Regions from separate parts of the Homo sapiens genome. Here region 2 is linked to region 1. Evidence: chromatin loops called from intact Hi-C (ENCODE). Cell type or tissue: A673. All regions are shown on one strand. Links, peaks and the distances in the headings refer to the core of each region. The heading gives the core; the rest is flanking DNA. Region 1 overlaps MARCHF1 (membrane associated ring-CH-type finger 1). Region 2 overlaps MARCHF1 (membrane associated ring-CH-type finger 1).

What was found. Hi-C counts contacts between places; a loop is a spot of excess contacts. Peaks named below come from ENCODE experiments on the same cell type or tissue, not always from the same donor. Only the 100,000 strongest peaks of a DNase experiment are listed, where the experiment ranks them.
Region 2: it touches region 1 in a loop (9-fold over the local background); 11 of 110 quality-filtered maps call a loop at or near these places.

Annotation. Positions count from the first base shown.
Region 1 is chr4:163,751,382-163,759,724 of GRCh38, reverse strand. All of the region lies in intron 4 of MARCHF1 (membrane associated ring-CH-type finger 1), which reads left to right. Among named protein-coding and RNA genes, the nearest start is that of TMA16, 260 kb to the right of the region's middle. In A673, for the core only: CTCF peaks have their summits at 1,533 and 4,468 (motif pointing right); a DNase peak (open chromatin) is centred at 4,484.
Region 2 is chr4:164,008,870-164,017,212 of GRCh38, reverse strand. All of the region lies in intron 2 of MARCHF1 (membrane associated ring-CH-type finger 1), which reads left to right. Among named protein-coding and RNA genes, the nearest start is that of MARCHF1, 370 kb to the left of the region's middle. In A673, for the core only: CTCF peaks have their summits at 4,165 and 4,367 (motif pointing right); DNase peaks (open chromatin) are centred at 4,382 and 5,102; H3K27ac peaks cover 839 bases.

The DNA of each region.
Region 1 (8,343 bases), core at 292-8,291:
GTCTTTTAAAAAAGAAGAAAAAATAAATTAACATGTGCAACAGTAACTTATATCTCCATGTCCCCCACTGCATTATATCCTTTGATTATGCCAAGTTCATTTCAGCTCAATGTAGATTAAATCGAATGGTGACATTCCCAACTGGACCACCAGATGGAATCACATTTTAATTAACTTTTCAACCAGCATACAGATGTGCTTCTTGTGATCATTATCAAGAAATCATTTTCTTTCAGCAAAATGAGAAGCCCTGGTGGCAGATTGTAACTTACAATGATTGATCACATCATGAGATCATTAACCTTAAAATGCTCTTAATCATTTATTGACCAAATGAAAAAAAAGCTTATAAACCAGTATTGAATATATCTAAGGCACATTATCATGTACCTTTTGGAAGATTAAGTTAAAGGAAATATTTTTACAATAAAATAATAATTGGTATGTGTGTATTATGTTATTGACTTCCAAAAGAGTCACATGGCTTCTGAATTTAAGCTTCCATACATTAATAAACCAATATACCATTAAAAAAAAAAGGTCTCTACTTTCCAAACCCTTACACACTGAAAAAGAAACCAGCATGAATAATTTATCCTTATGTAGGAAAAAAAAAAGTGAATATTAATGAGCTCTAAAAGATAATTGAAAATACATAGAAAGAATGAAACTTTATATTATAAAACTTATTACTTTGATGCTTCAGTTCTTTTCAAGATATAACGGGAACTCTAGTATCTAGAACTCTAGTAACTAATAATACTAGTAATAAGAAGCCTTTCCTAATATTTAAAAACCTTTTATTTGCTTATTCCAAATTTCATAAGTGAATATCAATTTGCAAAATGTTTATATTATCAGTTATTGAGTTACAATAATATGTTCAATATCAAAGAAAAAAACAAGAGGCATCTGTCTGAAAAGTTTTAGGCTGTGAGAAAATACAAGGCAGGCATTTTAGGAGGTCAGAACCAAGCCCACGTTATTCAGTGTATCTTTCAAGGTGTCAAGGTGGACAGCATTTCATTATTCATTTCATCTTTACTCATAAAAGTTACAACATGTGTATTAACCTAGGCATGAAATGTTCACTGACTGAATTGTAATTGCAATTTAGGCTTCTGTCCTTCAGGGAAATTGGGATTCTTTTTATAGCACTGTGGGTAACCATGGAAAAGACAGCTAAACACTCAGGATCTCAGTTTATTTATCAGAGAAATGAGGAATTTTTTTTGAATTTTAATTAATACCTTAGCCCCCTTTTTAAATAAAATATCACATACGACAGTCTAGTTCTTAAAGCTGACAATAGTGGAATGTCCTTGGTTGAACTGGATCTGGGATGTGGAGACTGGACCCCACTCACATTGTCTTGGTCTTCCCCTGAAGCACCTAAGATGTGAGATTGGAAATCACTGTGTCTCCAGCCCAGCCCGGTCCAGCTGTCTTGTCTGAATGTAACTTTTTGGAATTATCAAGACAGAAGCAATGGCACCCCCAGCTGGGGCCTTCTGCCTTCCAGACTCCCTCATCCCTCAGCCAAGTGACTGGCCCAGGAAATCTGACTATGAAAATATTTGTTTTGGAATTAAAATATTCTAGAAAGAGAAAAATAATGAAAAAGAAAACAGGTAGAAAAGGAAACTACTGGATTAAAAAATGAATAAAACTTCTAGCTTTAATAACTGGTATTTTATTTCCATCTCTAAAAATCTCATCATGCATTTTTTTACTATACGTAAACAGAAAAATTAAATCATGAAATTAACTTTTACACGGAAATGATTACTCTGAAATATCATTTTGACCCTATTAATAGGCTGGACTCAAGCTCCCTGTGAACGAATGACATCTTAGCACAGTGAGGCATGCTAATGCTCCAGTCCTTAGCGTAACTCAACCATTCTTTTGTCTTGAAGCCAAAATGGCTATTTAATTCAAAGGCCATTTAGTCAAACAAATATGAAATAAATTCTTAAAAATTTACGATCAGATAGGTCAACAGAACCCTTAAATTCATTTGTAATAGTTGCTTCTCAAGCTATGAAGGCAAGATTGGACTAGTTTTGTGTTTCTATGGTGTTTCTATTTTTTTTCAAAGAACTATTTTTCTTTTCCATGTTTGCTGTTCCTGAGCTTATTAGCAACAAACAAAAAAATTACTTATCTTCTTAGGCAATATTCTCTTCAGCTTTCCCTAAACAGGCATCCTTAGGATATAAAAAATGACATCATTATTACAGACTCAAAATAGGGATGGGCAGAGGATCTGAATAACAAGCTGGATGTAGCCCAATCAGTATTGCTAATGTTCAGGATGTCCACATTTTCCCTGAGGTTTATTCAGAAATTCATTGGCAGTAACTGTACACTAACACAATTTAGTGTTTGGGTGAGGTCCCTGGTTTTTTCCTAGTTTCACGGTTCTTCAAGTCTCTTCACATGGAGACACCAACAGAATGCCAGGACATGGGAGAAGCAACCATGGAAACTCAAGGTTGCACACATATGATCTCTCTAATTCCAGAAAGAATGTTGAGAATGAGTTTGTGTTTGCCAGTTTACACAATGATCTTCTCCCCAGGGACTAAACTTTGCAAACGTTACTGATTTAACAAAGATTTTGATGTAGGAAAAGTTGAGTTTAAGGAAAAAATATTTCAATTTCCATTTTCATTTTTAGTGTGATTCTTAAATCCATGTAAGTCTTCAATACAACAAAGATGGGCAGCCCATTTCTTCTCCATCCTCTTGTGTATGGCCAATTAGTTTCTGAAGAAATAAATTTAAAGCCTTTTGAAAAAATATATCCATTTCTTTTTTTTCTCATATCCTGGCTTTCTTTCATTTGAGATATTTCTGCTTTTTCTTTAGACATATCACAAAATATCAGAATTCTAAACAAATTTACTTTAGGAATCTGAATATAAACAGGATGCTTATACTAGACACCTGAATATAAAACATTTCATTCAAATTTTACTTTATTATTCTCAGAACACATGAAAGTTAGAGAATTAGAGTCCCAAATATTGTTTTTCTCCTGCTCATTTTCTTTGTCTTTTCCTTTTTTTTTTTTTTTTTTTTTTTTTTGAGACAGAGTCTCGCTCTGTCGCCCAGGCTGGAGTACAGTGGCGCTATCTCGGCTCACTGCAACCTCTGCCTCCTGGTTCAAGTGATTCTCCTGCCTCAGCATCCCTAGTAGCTGGGACTACAGGCACGTGCCACCACGCCCAGCTAATAATTTGTATTTTTTTTTTAATAGAGACAGGGTTTCACCGTGTTGGCCAGGATAGTCTCGATCTCCTGACCTTGTGATCCACCCACCTCGGCCTCCCAAAGTGCTGGGATTACAGGCATGAGCCACCATGCCTGGCCTTCTGCTCATTTTCTTAACTGACTTCCTTCTGTACCCATGATCTCTCTATACTGGTGTAGTAGATAGTGCCCTGGAGTAAGAATTAAACAAATAGGATTACATTCTGGCTCCAGCTCTATAACTTTGGACAAAGTATTTTTCTACTTTGTGTCTCAATGTTCAACCTTGTACGTGGGCTTCTGTGATGGTCTAAACAGAAACTGTATGTGAAAGTATCAAAGTTACTATGTCTGTTAAGTAGTATTTGAGTTGCTTTGAAAAAGTCACAAATATCCTTAAAATGACAAGCATTTAGAAAGCTTAGGCAATTGCTGCATACACAGGGCAAGGTCAAATTATATAATAGAATAAAATATATTTCACTGCTTATTAGAGGGGGTGAGATTGGCACCAGTATATCTGTGAATTGTAGGTAAAGCCCAGTAATTTGAGTTCAACTGATAATTCAACATTGGTAATATCGCTTACTTCCCTAGGAAGACAAAGTTCATGTACACCTTTACATAGTTGTCTATATGTTCCAGGGGATCTCTCATTTAGCACCAGTGTTATTGAGCTTGCTCAGTTTTCTGTCAAAAATTTATATTCTTTGCTGTCTCTGTTATTATAACAAAAATACAGCATGGCTTCCATACTTATTTTGGTGATCTTCTTTTTCTTTTCAGATGTCCAGTAGTTCAAGGTTCAACTTTGGATCTTTTTCCTTCAGGAAAAAAAAAAAAAAGGGATCTTTGCCCTTTGGTTTACTTTTTATCTTTTCCTGCATGATCTGTCCAAAATGTTAGTGTCATACCCAACAAGACAGTTGTCTTCACTGCTGGGGTTAAGTTTGAAATTAAATTTACAGAGAAAACTAAGAGCCCTGGTATTATTAGGGATTCAACATGCAACATCTCTTAAGTTGATGTTTGCCAACTATAATATTTTAGGTAGGCTGGCAGAGTAGGCTTTACCTGCTATGAGAAATCTCCATCACCAGCCTCATGATGTGGTGTACTTTAAAAAGAAGGACAAAAAGTTTATTAGCTGTGGTATACGACTTCCTGTGTGCTATAAGCTAATCAGTAGGGGGCAGCAATCTCCCTGTACATATTTTATTGGCTTGGAATTTAGAATACATCTAAACGGTTTGAGAAATGTCTGTACCTTTCTTAACAGCAACACTATTGACATACTGGACAAGATAATTATTTGCTGTGAGGGGCTATCTTTGCATTGTAGATACTTAGCAGTATCTCCTGCCTCTGCCAACTAGGTGGCACCACCACCACACCCCTACTAAGATAGGAAAACTAAAAATGTCTTCAGACATTGCCGAATGTCCCCTTGGGGGCAAAATCATCCCTAGGAAAATCATTAGTCTAAAACTTAAATGGATAGTGAGACTAGGGGCAAAATTGCAGTTCATCCGTTGAATCTTTGCCGTCTCCTTTCTGCTTCCTTCTCCCCTCTTCATTCTCCCCTCAAGACTGCTTCCTTTTCTATTTGCCTTCAGGGTCCCGTGTTTTAACTTACTTTGTCTGTCCTTCTGTTATTAAAACCTAATCTCAATGCTTTTGAACTCTTTTTCCTGTGTAAGTGTAAAGTGATATTTTTGCACTTTATCTAAAAAAAAAAGAGTCTTTAACAGGTTTAAATCAAATCAATAAAATTTTAATTGTGGAATTTTAGGTGTTGAGGCTTAGCGTGGTCTTGGATTTAGGTGATGGGAAGAATGGATGGTGCAAAAAAAGATTGATTTAACTTTCTCCCCAACAAATCTCTAGAATGCAACCAGTAATCTGAGTAATCTACATCTTATCAGCTTTTCATTATTACGGAGGTCATATTATCAGTAATAACTAATTTATTCACTGACATATGATCCCATCTGAAGAATCCAGGATGTCTATTCTTGCAAATTTCACCCTATGTAATAGGTATTTGTTGTTTTCACTTCCAATTTTTATTCTATTATCTTCCAGTAATAGCTACAGATTTCATTTTGAATAAACTCCTCTTCCATTATTGGTTCAAGTGATCTGAAAGGGGAGAAGCCCCTTCTAGCTGAAGGTCTGATGCCCACAACACAAATATAATCCAATAAGAGTGGAGATTTTGGCTTATAGGGATAGAGGAAAGCTTTTGTTCTTGCTCGGCTTGAACCAAGAGTAATATAAGTTTGGAGCTATTGCAGCTATCTGGGATCTAAGAATGAAATCACACATGGAAGAGAACAAAGCTTAGCAACAAGGAGGGCCATCTATTCCTGATAACAATGTTGACCTTCCAAAAGCAACCCAACACTGGGCCTTTCAGTCATGAGTCAATGAATTCTTTTTCATCCCTTGCAACCAAGAGTCTTACTGAACTGAAACATTTAGTTATTTCTGGTAGTCCTTTGAGGTATCTCTTGTTTGCTCACAAACAATCTTTTCCTCTGCTCCAGGTCCCCTAAGTGATGTCTGCTCTTCTGCCGCTATTGCTGTTCATTCTGGAATTGACACAATAATGCCAGTGTTTATGCCAAAGGTGATATTGCTCAGTGTTCCCAAGCCAGCAAACACCCATCCTAACAACATTGCCTTCTCTAGAGTCTTGGTGTGTTGTAACTATAGTAGAATAAGAAGAAAACTACCTTGCTTGCTCTTTGTCTATTGTCACAAATATTCTTTTGAATATTAAAACAGTGTTACTTTTTCTTACAGGGACCCTAATAGAAATACTTCTTTCAGCTCCCGTCTTTAGGTCCAGCCATGATATTAATGAACTAGTAAGGCTCAGAGTTTAAGGGTTTGGTCTTGTCTAGGCTTTCTCTCACCCCCCATCCCAGGTTTCTCAGGCTATTTATGACAATATCTTCTCTCCTACAGACAACTTTCCATGACAATGGAGCTGTGGTGATTAAAAAAATAGAAAAAAGAGAGAATAAATAGCACATTGTTCTTCAAAAAGCAGACACTAAAATTGGGCATAATAGTACTTTTAACATTGTTTAAAATACATATTCATTATCTTTATTAATTGTTCCTTACAGTAAAACCATTTGGAGTAGTCTTTTTTCATAAAATATTCTTCATGAAGCAAAAATAATAATAATAATAGAAAAAAAAGCAATCGTAGGTTCAGGAAAAGGCATTTCCTGGAACATTAAATAACTAAAATGCTAAATTTGAAATTTTTAAAACCTCATAGTATCCTAATCCAGAAAGAAACCTAAGGGATCATCTAGTTCAAATAAGTCATTTTATTTTATTTTGTTATTTTATTTTGTTATTTTATTAAATAACGAGTAGATGCAGAAGAATATCCATGAAATATGGGTATATGTGTGTGTTCAAAAGAATACATGGTAACAAAGCCTCATATACCATTCTGTTGAAGAAAATTGCCATTAAGTGTGCATACCTTCAGTGTTACTGGCAATGAAAATTTATTTTGCAAAGTAGTTGTAAAAATTTAAATTTTCCCTAGCAGGGTACTAGTGATAGCAATGCATTCTTGCCAAGATTTGATGTTGTCGAACTCTAGTTTTCAACAACATAGTGGGAATAGGATGACAGCTATGAATTTGGATTCTATTTTATAATAACAAATGAAGTTGAATAGCTTCAAACATTTATCAAACATTTGTGATTTTTCTTCTTTGATTACCTATTTAGACTATTTTGCCAATTTTTCCACACAGTGCTTTTGTCATTCAGAAAATTCTAGGAGTAATTATGAATATCCTGTATACTAATCCTATGTTGGTTATATATTCTACAAACACTGTATCTATTTGTGACTTGTCTCTTCTTTTTATAATAATAATGCTTAAAGCTTATATAGCACTTATCACAATTTTTAAAAATGCCTGAAAACAAAGAAACTGAGGCTAAAGTCACACAACTACTAAACAGTGAAATGAAAAATTAAAGCCAAGTAGGCTGGCTTCAGAATCTATGTGCTTGTGTTGTATACCACACTGCCTTCCTATGGTGTCGTTGTGATATCTTTTGTTCAACAGAAATGATTAGAATAATGTCATCCAAGTTGAACTCTTTTCTCCACAGGTTTCACAATTGTAAGTTAATTTTAAAAAACCTTTCCCATTTAGAATCATGAAATTATTTTCTTATGTTGCCTTCTAAACATTTTATACTTGTTTTCTATTGCATTTAGGTGTTGCATTTACTTTGGATTGATTTTTGGATGTCGTATAAGATAGCAGTCCAATGCTGAATTTTTTTCTAAATAGATGACACATTATTACAGCCGTCTTCACAGAAAAATTCCACTATGAGTTATAAGTCCCTATTATGAGTTATTTCCATCATGTGTCCAGATATTTATCATCTACCTATTCACTTCCAAAGGAAATTTTTTTATATTGTGCACATTTCACCTAACTTTAATTACTACTGTTGGAAGAGAGTTATCGCTATCCAGTAAGGCAAGTCCTCCCATCTAGTTTCTCTTCTTTAAGATGGCCTTGACTCTTCTTTGTCTTTATTTCTTCCATATACATCCTGCAAACAGCTGGGGAATTTCCTCATCACACACACACACACACACACACGTGCACATGTGTGTTGGGATATTTTATTGGAAATACATTAAATACCTACTTGAGGAGAAGTGACATCCTTCAATATTGTGTCTTTCAGTCAGGAATGTTAAGTGCATTTCTCTGTTTAAGTCTGTCTTTACTGTCTTTCAATAAAACTTCACAAGTCCATTTTTATAATTTTTTCATTAAGTTCTTGTTTAATGTTTTCTAGGTCATATATTATAATTTTTGGTAATGTATAAAATTGTGTTTTATTACAGTATTTTGATTTTGTATGCATAAACCTTCTAAATCTTTTAAAATTAATTATATTAATTTTCCTACATAATCTTTTTTTCTATATAAACTTGCATTCTCTACATATTAAAAAAAATGGTGGTTTGATTCCCTTCCTATCCAATCCTTATGCCTTTTATTTATTTTTTTCATGTAT
Region 2 (8,343 bases), core at 336-8,335, 260 kb before region 1:
TGATGTTTTTCATAAATATCCTAAATATCCTATATCAAGTTGAGAGAGTGCCCCATCTTTACTCCTTTTTTTTAAGGTCCTTAGTATAAAGGAATACATTAATTTTTGAAATTGTTAAACCAATTTTGCTTATTTGGGATAAGACCCATTTATCATGATGTATTATGATTTTCAAGTATTGTTAGATACATCTTTTAAAATTATTTGAAATATTTTGGACTTTAGGTTCATGAGGGTTTTTTCCAATTTTTAGTTTTTAATTATAATGGATACATAATTATTGTACATATTTATAGGGTACATGTGATGTTTTGATATAAGCATACTATGTATAATGATCAAATTAGGGTAAATGGGATATCTATCACAATTATTTATCATTTCTTTGTGTTTGAAACATTCCAATTCCGCTCTTTTATTTTGAAATATACAATAAATTATTGTTAGCTATAGTTTCCCTATTGTGCTACTGAGCATTAGATCTTATTCATTCTATCTAACTGTATTTTTGTACCCATTAACCATCCTGTCTTTATTCTCCCCTCCACAGCATCCTTCCCAGCCTCTAGTTACCATCATTGTACTCCTTATCTCCATGAGTTATTTTTCTTTAGCTCCTACATATTAGTGAACACGTGTGATATTTGTCTTTCTCTTCCTGGCTTATTTCACTTAAAATGCCCTCCAGTTCCATCCATTTTATTGCATTCTTTTTTATGGCTTAATAATGTTCCATTGTGTATATGTGATATGGTTAGGTTTTGTGTCCCCACCCAAATCTCATCTTGTATTGCAATCCCCAAGTGTTGAGGGAGAGACCTAGTGTGAGATGATTGGATCGATCATGGGGGCAGTTTCCCCCATGCTCTTCTTGTGATAGTGAGTTCTCATGAGATCTGATGGCTTTATAAGGGGCTCTTCCCCCTTCGCTTCCTTCACACACTCCTTGCCTGCTGCATGTAAGATGTGCCTGCTTCCCTTTCTGCCATAATTGTAAGTTTCCTGAGGCCTCCCCAGCCATATGGAACTGAGTCAATTAAACCTCTTTACTTTATAAATTACCCAGTCTCAGGGAAGTTCTTTATAGCAGTCTGAAAACAGACTAATACAATATGTATAATATTTTCTTTGTCCATTCATCCATTAATGGATACTGAGGTTGATTCCATATCTTAGCTGTTGTGGGTACTCCTGTAATACATGGGAGTGCAAATATATTTTCGATATATTGATTGCCTTTCTTATGAACATAGACCCAGCAGTGGGATTGTTGGATCACATGGTAGTTCTGTTTTTAGTTTTTTTTTTTTTTGGGGAAACTTATACTGTTTTCCATAGTTGCTGTATGTTGGTAACTTACATTTTTACCAACAGCGTATAAAGGGCTCCTCTTTCTCCGCATTTGTTATTGCTTGTCTTTCGGATATAAGCCATTTTAACTGGGATGAAATAATATCTCACTGTCATGCATTTCTCTGATAATTAGTGATGCTGGGCATTTTTTTTTTCATATACTATTGGCCATTTGTGTGTCTTCTTTGCAGAAATATCTTTTCAGATCTTTTGTCCATTTTTAAGTAAGATTATTTGTATTGTTTGTTTTGCTATTGAGTTGTTTGAGATCCTTATCTATTCTGGATGTTAATCCCTTGTTAGATTGGAAGTTTACAAACACTTTCTCACATTCTGTATGCTGTCTTTTCAGTTTGTTAATTGCTTTATTTGCTGTGCAGAAGCTTTTTTAGCTTGATGTGATCTCATTTGTCTATTTCTGATTTAGTTGGCTGTGTTTTTAAGGTGTTACTCAACAAATGTTTGCCCACATCAATGTCCTGGAGTGTTACCCTAGTGTTTTCTTCTGGTAGTTTTATAGTTACAATTTTTAGTTGTAAGTCCTTAATCCATTTTTACTTGATTTTTATACATGGTGAGAGATAAGGGTCTAGTTTCATTTTTCTGCATATGGATATCCAGTTTTTCTAGCACTATTTATTGGAGATACTGTGCTTTACCCATCGTATGTCCTTGGCACCTTTGTCAAAAAATGAGATAACCATAATGGATAGATTTATAGCTGTATTATCTATTCTGTTCCATTGTTTGAGGCATCTGTTTTTATGCTAGTACCTTGATGTTTACTACAGCTTTGTAGTATAATTTGAAATCAGATCATGTCTATTAGGTCCATTTGGTCTGCAGTAAATCTTAAGTCTGATGTCTCTTTGTTGATTTTCTGTCAAGATGGTCTGTCCAATGCTGAAAATGGGTGTTGAAGTATCAAGCTATTATGGTATTGAGATCTCTCTCTCTCTTTAGCTCTAATAATATTTGCTTTATATATCTGAGTGCTCCAGCATTGGATACATGTATATTTATAATTGTTATATTAACTTGCTGTATCAATCCCTTTATCATTATATAATGACCATTTTCAGTTTTTTTCTTGAAATATGTTTTGTCTGATGTAATTATAGCTACTCCTGCTCTTTTTAGTTTACATGTCCATGGAATATATTTTTCCATTCTTTTAATTTCAATCTATATGTGTTTTTATAGGTGAAGTGAGTTTCTTGTAAGCATCATATATTTGAGTCTTGTTTTTTATTGATTCCACCACTCTATGTCTTTTGAATAATTTTGTCCATTTACATTCATTGTTATCACTGATAGGTAAAGACTTTCTACTGCCATTCTGTTATCTGTTTTGTGGTTGTTTGGGTGTTCCTCTCTTCCTTCCTTCCTGTCTTCTTTTATGTAAAAGTGTTTTTCTCCTGTAATATGTTGTTATTTCTTGCTTTCTATTTTTATGTATCTATTATAAGTTTTTGTTTTATGGTTACCATAAGGCTTGCAAATAACATTTTATACAAATTAGTTTGAACCGATAACAGCTTAACTCTAATTACAAAGAAAGGGAAAAAAGCAAACAAAGAGAAAACTAAAAACCTCTACACTTTTTTATTCCACCCTGTCCTCATTTTTTTGACTTTCTGCTTTCTCTCTTTACTTTTTTTTTTTTTTTGAGATGCAGTCTCACTCTGTCTCCAGGCTGGAGTGCAGTGATGCGATCTCGGGTCACTGCAACCTCTGCCTCCTGGGTTCAAACAATTCTCCTGCCTCAGCCTCCCAAGTAGCTGGGAGTACAGAGGTGCATCACCATGCCCAGTTAATTTTTTTTTGGTATTTTTAGTAGAGATGGGGTTTCACCATTTTGACCAGGATGGTTTTGATCTCTTGATCCACCTGCATCATGATCCACCTGCATCCTGATCCACCTGCCTTGGCCTCCCAAAGTGCTGGGATTACAGGTGTGAGCCACCACACCCGGACTCCCTTTAGCATGTCTTTTAAGGCAAGTCTGGTGTTGAGAAATTCCTCAGCTTTTGTTTGTATAGGAAAGTCTTTATTTCTAGTTTGTGTTTGAAGGATAACTTTGATTAATGTAATATTCTAGGTTGAAAGATTTTTTTTTCCATCAGCACTTTGACTTCGTCATCTCACTTCCTTGTGACCTGCACAGTTGCTGCTGCTAGAAACATCAGAACTCCTTTATATGTTATTTGCTTCTTTTCTCTTGCTGCTTTTAGGATCCTTTCTGTATCCTTGACCTTTGAGAGTTTATTACATGCCTTGAGGTAGTCTTATTTGGGTTAAATTTATTGGATTTTTAAAATCTTCTTGTACTTGGCTACTCATATCTTTCCCAAGTTTTTGAAGATTTTCTGTTATTATTTCTTTGAATAAACTTTCTCTTTCCATCCTCCTTAAGGCCAATAACGCCTATATTTGTCCTTTTGAGGCTATTTTCTAGATTTTTTTAGGCATTCTTTATTCTCCTTCTATCCTTTTTTCTTTTTTCTCCTCTAATTGTGTATATTGATATAACCTATCTTTGAGCTCATTAATTCTTTCTTGCTTGATCAGTGCTGCAGTTGAGCAACTCTGATGCATTTTTATGTTTCTCAATTGTATTTCTAAGCTCCAGAATGCCTGCTTGAGTTTTTTAATGATTTCAATCACTTTGTTAAATTTTTGTGATAGAATTTTTAATTCCTTCTTTGTGTTATCTTGAAATTTATTGAACTTCCTCAATACAACAATTTTGAATCCCCTGTCTGAAAGATCACATATCTCCATCACTTCAGTATTGGTTGCTAGTGCCTTCTTTTGTGTGTTTGGTGAGGTCATGTTTTCCTGAGTGTTCTTGGTGCTTGAGGGCATTCACTGATGTCTGGGCATGGAAGACTTATATATTTAAACTAATCTTCACAGTCTGGGCTTGTTTATATGCACCCTTGAGAGGGCTTTTTACAAATTCCAAGGGGAGTGAGTATTGTGACCAAAGCCTGTGGTCACGGCAACTGTTTCGCACTAGGGGGCTCCATAAGCTCAGGAATGGTGCAAATCCTGTCGCCTCCTATAGACACTGCCTTGGTGAACTTGGGTAAGATAAGGGAGAATTCCCTGGGTCACCAGGCAAAGTCTCTCACTTTCTTTTCCCCAATCAAAAGGAGTCTCTCTTGGCCCTGGGCTATCTGAAATTGGGGAAAGGGGTGATGTGGACACTCTCATATCCACCATAGCTGGCACTGTTCAGGGTCACATCCAAATTTTTACAGAGCAGCAAAATACTGGGACTCACCCAAAGCCTGTGGCCACAATTGCCTGGCTGCTGCTGCTGCTGCTATTTACTCAAAGCCCAAGACCACTTTAGTCAGCAGTTGGTTAATTCAGCTGGGTCCTTCTTATCAAGGCAATGGAATCCCTTCTGACCAAAGGTAGATCTATAAGCACCATCCAGGAGCAAAGACCTGGAATCTGGGGTTTCAGGAATCTTCCTGATGCTTCATTTTACTTAGGCTCAGGTGGCACCCAAGTTGCAAGATACAGTCTTCTGTACTCACCTTCTGTCAAGCAGAAGGAATCTTTACTGAGGCTACAGTGCCTGGAGTTGTAGGAGGGGTGACACTGGCATTCATTTGGACACCACAGTTGGTGTTGCACCCCAAGTTCCCTGCCTACAAAACCAGTGCAGCAACAGGACTTGCCCTAGGACTGTGATCCTTGTGTCCTGACTGCCACTTAAATTTATTCTGGGACCCAGGCCAATTTCGTCAGCTAGTGGTGAAGCTAGCTACGACTGAGGTTTTTCCTGCTGGTGTAAGAAATTTCCCTCTGGCCCAGGGCTGGTCTAGATGTGCTCCCTCCGTGAGCACTCTCAGAATTCTGCCCTGTGCTGTGTTCTGCTGTGACAAGGCAGAAGTGAGTTCCAATATAGTGCTCCACACTCACTTTGCTCTCCCTCCCCACAAAACACATTTCCTCCCCATCTGTGCTGCCTGGAGTTAGGGTAGGTGAGGTGTAGGCAATGCAAGAGTGTCTTACCTACTCTCTTCAATACCTCTTTCCTCGATATTATGTTCAAACCAGGTACTGTGATACCTCACATGACTTTTTGATTCCTATTGAAGGTGCTATTCTTAGTTTTTTGGGGGAACCTTCATACTGACTCTGTAATAGCTGTACTAATTTACATTCTCACCAACAGTGTATAAGTGTTTTCCATTCCCCACATCTTGCCAGCATCTGTTATTAACTGTTTCTTTGATATAAGCCATTGTAACTGGGATGAGATGATATTTGTATCTCATTTTCGTTCTCACTTGTGTTTCTCTGATGGTTATTGATGTTGAGCTTTTTTAAATATACCTATTGGCCATGTATATGTTTCTTTTGCAGAAATGTGTGTTCAGATCTTTTGCCCAGTTTTTAATTGAGTTACTTTTTTGTCTGTTGAGTTGTCTGAGCTTTTCATTATATTATGGTTATTAACAACTTGTCAGGTATACAGTTTGCAAACATTTTCTTAACATCTGCGGGTTGTCTCTTCAGTTTGTTGATTGTATCCTTTGCTGTGCAGAAGCTTTTTAGCTTGATATGATCTCATTTGTCAATTTTTGGTTCTATTGCCTGTGCTTTCGAGGTCTTACACAAAATATCTTTGCCCACACCAATGTCCAGGAGTCTGTTCCCAAAGATTTTTTTTTCTAGTAGCTTCATAGTTTCAGGTTTTAGATTTAAATCTTCCATCCATTTTTATTTGAATTTGGGGCGTGGTTCGAGAATAGGGGTCTAGTTTTATTTTCCTGAATGTCATTATCCAGGTTTTTATTAGCATCATTTATTGAAGAGACTTTGCTTTCACCATTGCATATTTTTGGCAACTTTGTTAAAAATGAGTTGGCTGTAAATTTGTGGATTTATATCTGGGTTTTCCATTCTGTTCTATTGGTCTATGTGTCTGTTTTTATGCCAGTATCATGCTGTGGTTACTACAGCTTTGTAGTAAATTTTGAAGGCAGATACTATGATGTTTCCAAGTTTGTTATTTTTGCTCTGGATTGCTTTGGCTATTTGGTGTCTTTTGTGCTTGATATAAATTTTAAGATTTTTTTTCTATTTCTGTGAATGATAACATTGGTATTCTGATGGGGATTGCATTTAATCTGTAGATTGCTTTGGGTAGTATTATCATTTTAAAAATATTAATTCTTCTAAATCATGAGCATGAAATATCTTTTCATATTTTTGTGTCTTAAGTTTCTTTCATTAATGTTTTATAATTTACCTTGTATAGGTCTTTCATTTCTTTAAGTTTATTTCTAGGTATTTTATTTTGTCTGTAGGTAATATAAATGGGATATATGTATCTTTTCCTGATTGATTGCCACTGCAATATAGAAATGTTTCTGATTTTATTGTTTATTTTGTATACTGCAACTTTACTGAATTTGTTTATTAGTTTTAAGAGTTTTTGGCCGGGCACAGTGGCTCACTCCTGTAATCCCAGCACTTTGGGAGGCCGAGGCTGGCAGATCACGAGGTCAAGAGATTGAGACCATCCTGGCTAACATGGTGAAACCCCATCTCTACTAAAAATACAGAAAAAAAAAAAAACCAAAAAACAACAACAAAAAAAAACGCTGAGCGTGGTGGCATGCTCCTGTAGTCCCAGCTACTTGGGAGGCTGAGGCAGGAGAATCGCTTGAACCTGGGAGGCAGAGGTTGCAGTGAGCCGAGATTGCGCCACTGCAGTCCAGCCTGCATGGCAGAATGAGACTCCGCCTAAAAAAAAAAAAAAAAAAAAAAAGAGTTTTTTGATGGAGTCTTTAGGTTTTTCTAAAGCTAAAATAATATACTCAAACAAGGATAATTTGACTTCTTTTTTTCTAATTCAGATGTTCATTATCTTTTTCTCTTGCCTAATTGCTCTGTCCAGTACTTTCAATATTTGTTGACTAGAAGTGGTAAAGGTAGGCATCCTTGTATTTTTCCAAACCTTAAAAGGAAGTCTTTCAGTTTTTCTCCATTCAGTATGATGGTAGCTGTTATATATGGACTTTTTTATTTTGAGATATATTCCTTCTGTACCCATTGAATGAGAGCTTTTTTTTTCTTTACCATTAAGGGATGTTGAATTTTGTCAAATGCTTTTCAGCATCTATTGCAATAATCACATGGTTAGATTTTTCTTGATTCTGTTAATGTGATGTATCATGTTTATGGATTTGTATAAGTTAAACCATCCTTGCATTTCTGGATGAATCCCACTTGATCATGGTGAATGATTTTTTAACATGTTGTTGATTTCAGTTTGGTAGTATTTTGTTGAGAACTTTGCATCTAGGTTAATCAATGATATTGACCCTTAGTTTTATTTCTTTATTGTATCTTCATCTGCTTTTGGTGTCAGGGTAATGTTGTCCTTGTGAGACGAGCTTAGAAGTATTTCCTCCTCTTTAATTTGTAAAAGAGTTTGAGTAGAATTTGCATTACTTTTTTAAATGCTTGGTAAAATTCAGCAGGGAACTTATCAGGTCCTGGACTTTTATTTAATGAGAGACTTGTTATTATGGCTCAATTTGATTATTTCTTAATTGATTTTTTGAGGTTTTCTCTTTTTTCAGGGTTCAATCTTCGTAGTTGTATGTGTACAGGAATTTATTTTAGGTTTTCTAAGTTATTGGTGTGTAGTTGCTCATAATAGTATCTAATGATTCTTTGTATTACTGAGGTCTCAGTTTTTACATATTCTTTTATGTTTTTGATATTATTTATTTGGGTCTTCTATCCTTTATTCTTAGTCTAGCTGAAGGCTCACCAATTTTTTAATTTTTTCCAAACACCGTGTTTATGTTTCATTTGGTGTTTGTACTTTTTGGTCTCAATTTCATTTATTTCTGCTCTAAAGAATATGTATTACTTCTTTCCTTCTACTAATTGGGTTTTTTATTCCTTGAGGTGCATTATTAGGTTGTTTATTTGAAGTCTTTCAACTTTTTT